Regions from separate parts of the Homo sapiens genome. Here region 2 is linked to region 1. The links are chromatin loops, found by intact Hi-C in ENCODE. Cell type or tissue: endothelial cell of umbilical vein. All regions are shown on one strand.

Region 1 (2,500 bases):
ACCCTCCAAACGAGGCTGTGGAGGAGGTGTTAGATCAGTAATATGTGAGCGCCGTGAAACATCCAAAGGTATGACCCCTGCAAGCCCCCAGTGCGCATCCTCAGAGGTAACCCCCATGATGGTTTTTTGAGTGAAAGCTAGAAAGCTTTCATTAAGCTTTCTAGATCATGCACTGGTAATCACAAACTGTCAAGAACACTTGCAGCTTTCTCCAACTGTGAAAATGCCAGCAGGCCCCCAGACAAGAGCCTGTAAGAAACCTGGCCAGGCCTCAAAGACAGACTGTAACTGTCATTGCCCCACTGTTAGTGCTAATTCCGTGGCCAGTACCACCAGTGGCTTACACAGCAGATAGAACTTTAAGAAGCACGGCACAAAAGCTGTTTGTGCCTGGATAGTGCCATTGTGCTACATTATTGCTACAATCAGAGGATCAGTGATGCCACTACAGCAGTTCCAAGAAATTTTGCTTAGTAACATGGGCTGAGAAGTGAAAAAAACATCACTACCAAGTACCTTTCTCACATTGTTTTCTTCAGATATAAAATTTCTGGTAATTTTAAAGGGGGGGGAAAAACACCTTCAAAGGATTTCCCCTTTATTCACCTTTATCTAGTAACAATGTCAGATCAGTTTCTTTTCAACCAGTCTTCCATTGTAATTACATAAACAGGCAATAGATTAATCCTGAACTAATTTGCAGAGGTTTTGTTTTGTTTTTGAGACAGAGTTTCGCTGTGTCACCCAGGCTGCAGTGCAGTGGCACTATCTCTGTTCACTGCAACCTCCGCCTCCTGGGTTCAAGCGATTCTCATGCCTCAGCCTCCGGAGTAGCTGGGATTACAGATGCCCACCATCGCACCCGGCTAATTTTTGTATTTTTAGTAGAGACAGAGTTTCTCCATGTTAGCCAGGCTGGTCACGAACTCCTGACCTCAGGTGATCCGCCCACCTCGGCCTCCCAAAGTACTGGGATTACAGGTGTGAGCCACCGTGCCTGACCAATTTGCAGAGGTTTTTAAAGAGCACTTTGGATTTTATTAGAATTAGCATGTCCAGTTTAGGATTTACAAAAACAAGTCGATTATACTTTCTTTCAGAAGTATTTTTTTTAAAGACTAACTAAATGCTGCAGAAAATTATTAGTAGAATGCAGGCTTCTTTAATTCTGCTCTTATTTCAGTAAGTCTTTTTAAGTGGGTTGTTGTGTTCTAATTATTATTGAAAGCTGTTTTTAAATGTGCTGGCTCCACGGGCAGGAAGGCACGGACGAGCTGGTGAGTTTCTGCCACCTACTGACAAGTGATGGTAACAGCACATGCTTCTTTTTTAAGCATCCGGGGACCTTTTTTGCTGTCAGCTTACCCACGCAACGTTTATAAGTCAGGTGAAAGTAGAAGCGTTCATTTAAGACTCTCAACTTACTGGGTTTTTTGCTTTGTTTTGTTTTTTGAGTCGAGGGTCTCGCTCTGTCACACAGGCTGGAGTTCAGTGGCTCACGGCCGCCTGAAACTCCTAACCTCAAGCAATCCTCCTGCCTCAACCTCCTGAGTAACTGGGACCACGGGCGCACGCCACCATGACTGGCTAATTTTTAAATTTTTCGTAGAGATAGGGTCTCACTGTGTTGCCCAGGTTGGTCTCAAACTCCTGGGCTCAAGTGATCCTACTGCCTTGGCCTCCCAGAGCACAGGATCACAGGTGTGAGCCACCATGCCTGGCCAAGAGTCTCCAGCGTACTAACAGGGCTATTTGTAGAAGGCAAAACACATTGTGTGATACCATCCACAGCATCTTTATATGGGTAAAATCACGTTTAAATAAATATAAAAGCAACCCAGAGCACAAAGGTTATAAATAGCAACTCAAGGAGGCTGAAGTACCAAGGGACCCATTTGTCATATGGATGTCTTTGTGTGGGAACAGCCTAGGACTAACAGCTGTTTCTGGACCAGCTCATCAAAATTATTTCCTCGGAGTGCCTCTAAAAAATTACTGGGTAAACAGGGAGGAATTGTTCGTGTCTTCTTCAATCTCTATTTAAACACTTTGAAAGTAGTAACTTCTTTTTTTAAAACATTGAGAAATATAACAAAAAAAAAATAAAGTCATATATAATCATTCCACCCAGTGCTAAGTTTTGTTAAAATTATTAAAATATCCAACCAACTTTTCTGTGTATACACACTCCCTGCCAAGGTATGTGATCTTTTTTACATCTTTTTTCTGTATTACAAAATAAGTATATCATCTTTTTATAAATCAAATAAAAATTACCACTTATTGACAAAAATTTAATTTTCTCCTTAATTCTACCCTACCAGAGATAATTATTTTTAACAGTTTGGTATGGTTTTCTAGACTTTTTTCCCTGGGGATCCATTTATATATGGCTGAGGTTATACTCTATGTAAGGTTTTGTGTCCTTCCTTTTTTTTTTTTTTTTTTTTTTGAGACGGAGTTTCACTGTTGCCAGGCTAAAGTGCAGTGGCATGATCTC
Region 2 (2,500 bases), 750 kb before region 1:
GATAAGCCTCATTCCCTGAATTCATCAATCTACCCCAGTCACACACTCCCCAGGAGTGCTGGCTCTATCAGAAGGAAGCACCCAAGTGGCAGGAAGGCTGAGGAATTTCTCAGGAAGATGACAAAAGCTCCACTGTCATGAATGCAAGGTGCTGAACAGATCTCCAGGAGGAAATGTGTATACAAGCACTGCAGCTAACACAAGCACACTATTCGGCATCACTATGGAAAAGTGATCCCCTAAAAAGGAAGTCCCATGCCAGCCCTCTGTGCCCAGGACAAGTGTCTGCAGGACAGGGCTGGGGACCATCCATGAAGTCCCCTTTCACATCCTTCCCTTTCAGGTTCCTCCAAGTGCATGGCAGGCACCTGAAAGTGAGGACCTCCTTAAATTCTGTACCCGGGGCACCCCATTTGCCTGCATCTCTAAAGCAATCCTGGGAGTTGTTCTCTTTTCCCTCCCAGATTTTTAAAGTTATTTATAAATCCCAAAGTGACTGTGGGGAATAAGGATAAAATAATACAATGCCCATTGCCTTTGTGTGTGGACAGATGACTTGGAGGCCCCAGAGGAAAATATATGAACTCTAAGTATTCACTGCTTATTTCTCTCTTTTGTCAATAAATGAAAAGTGTCATATCTTCATACTTACAGTTCTTTTTCTTTAAACATATTTATATGTATATATCTCAAATGCCAGCAACGCAAAGAGAATTACTTATAGGAGGGTGAAGACATCATATATTTTATCAACAGTATATTGATCATTGATGCTATTGTTGCTACCTTTAGAAAGAATACAGTCATGGTACTTTAGAAAAAAAATGTTCTAAAGCTAATTTTTGAAAAACTTCATTATTTAATGATTTTGACAGAAGACCCATGACTGGTCTGAATTTTAAATAGCAAGAATTTTTAACAATGGTTGTTTTAAAGTGACACTAGATGGCGCTAACAGATCATTAATACTGTGTAAGCCCTAAACAAATATAAAACCATAAGGGTTTTGTCACTTTAAGTCGATTTATATATCAAATCCAAAGTACATGAATAAAACACTCTAGTAAATGTCATCTTTACACCAAAAAGAAACTGTTAATCATGAAAAACATAAACAGCATATTAATCAAAACCGCACATTCATTGTTATAAAGAAATTCACAACATGGATTAAAATTTTAACATTTCCTTGGGCATCTGACTCACTAATGACATGGTTGTAGTATTATCCAGAATTCTGACCAGTGAGGGCCACACCATGCCTCCTTTGTTGAGTGAGCAGGATATAGTTCTGTGGTCTCTCCCAACTCTAAGGGTTGCTCAGTGAATTAGGAGGGTTCTGCAATTAAAGAATTGCTAAATAATGTTGATGTTGGTGGGAGAACTTTGGTAAATAGTTGTAAGATCAGGTGGGAAGTGGAGTTTAATTTTTAAACATTGGTTGTTTAGAAGCCATATAAAAGAGCTCCCTACACCTGCCATGTAGTTAATTGTTTACTTTCTGAAAGTCAAGGGCTCACCGGGATGAACTGTTTTATTGTGATACTTCAAATAAAATAGACATGTGATTTCCTTTCTTGGAGAACCAGTTGTGTAAAAATAATGGAGCTCAAGATAATGCACAGAAACCACAACCTGACTTAAACATAGGTATGTTCATCTTATCACACAGATACAATCCTTCATGTAGTGAGTGACAAGAGAAAACAGGGGTAAAAAGAAAAGTGAAAAAGACTCCTTATACTTTAAAAGGAGATTTGAAGAATAAATAATGTTTTAAGTCAGATTTGGGGGGAACTCAGCAAATTTTAAACTATGAAGTTATTCTCTGTAGCAACAGATGATATATATCAATGGTCAAATATTCAGTTAATTCTAATAGAATACCTTGAGTGTTTTTTCTTTTGTCTTTGTCTTTTAAATCTGGAATATAGCAAGGCATTCTTAGGTTTAAAAAGAGAATAATTTTTAGGTTTGAAAAGGGAATAAGTTAGAAAATAGTTCCCATTTTTATATATAATCTAGTTTCAGTGTTTTTATTTCCCTCTGTTAGTTCACCTATCTTCAATATTACCCTCAGTCTTCCATCTGGATTCAGCCGACTGTCTTTTCCCCCAGATGTGAGCATTTCACCTGGCCCCGGAACATCTCTGACATGCTTCCACAACATGCACAGGAGGCCCCTGGGCAGGTGGGGAAAGACCGGAGTCTTCAAAGCCTATGTTAGAATGCCGGCACTCCACAAGACTGTGACCCTCAGGCCAAAGTGAGAACATGGCCATTTCTTTAGGGTCTGTGCTCCAGGTTCTTTAGCAATAAGTTATGGTTTTGGATTTCTATTTAACCAACAGGCTATTTTTATTTTCTCACCCAAATAAACCCAGCGAGGGCAAAAACACAAACAAGGACAACCAAGTCAAAAATGAACCCCCACTTATCTCACGAAGACAAGGAGTAGATTGGGGGTTACCAGACGGCAGGAAGTGTGGGGACATGGGGG

What was found. A loop is a pair of places that touch in the nucleus more often than their neighbours do. Peaks named below come from ENCODE experiments on the same cell type or tissue, not always from the same donor. Only the 100,000 strongest peaks of a DNase experiment are listed, where the experiment ranks them.
Region 2: a loop joins it to region 1, with 5 times the contacts of the local background. A loop is called at or near these places in 9 of 110 quality-filtered maps.

What each region holds. Positions count from the first base shown.
Region 1 is chr6:24,854,976-24,857,475 of GRCh38, reverse strand. The region is part of intron 8 of RIPOR2 (RHO family interacting cell polarization regulator 2); the gene reads left to right. Among named protein-coding and RNA genes, the nearest start is that of ARMH2, 57 kb to the right of the region's middle. RefSeq lists an enhancer at 1,181-1,475. In endothelial cell of umbilical vein, a CTCF peak has its summit at 1,294 (motif pointing left); a DNase peak (open chromatin) is centred at 1,295.
Region 2 is chr6:25,601,022-25,603,521 of GRCh38, reverse strand. All of the region lies in intron 33 of CARMIL1 (capping protein regulator and myosin 1 linker 1), which reads right to left. Among named protein-coding and RNA genes, the nearest start is that of SCGN, 50 kb to the left of the region's middle. In endothelial cell of umbilical vein, a CTCF peak has its summit at 949 (motif pointing right); a DNase peak (open chromatin) is centred at 971; H3K27me3 peaks cover 163 bases.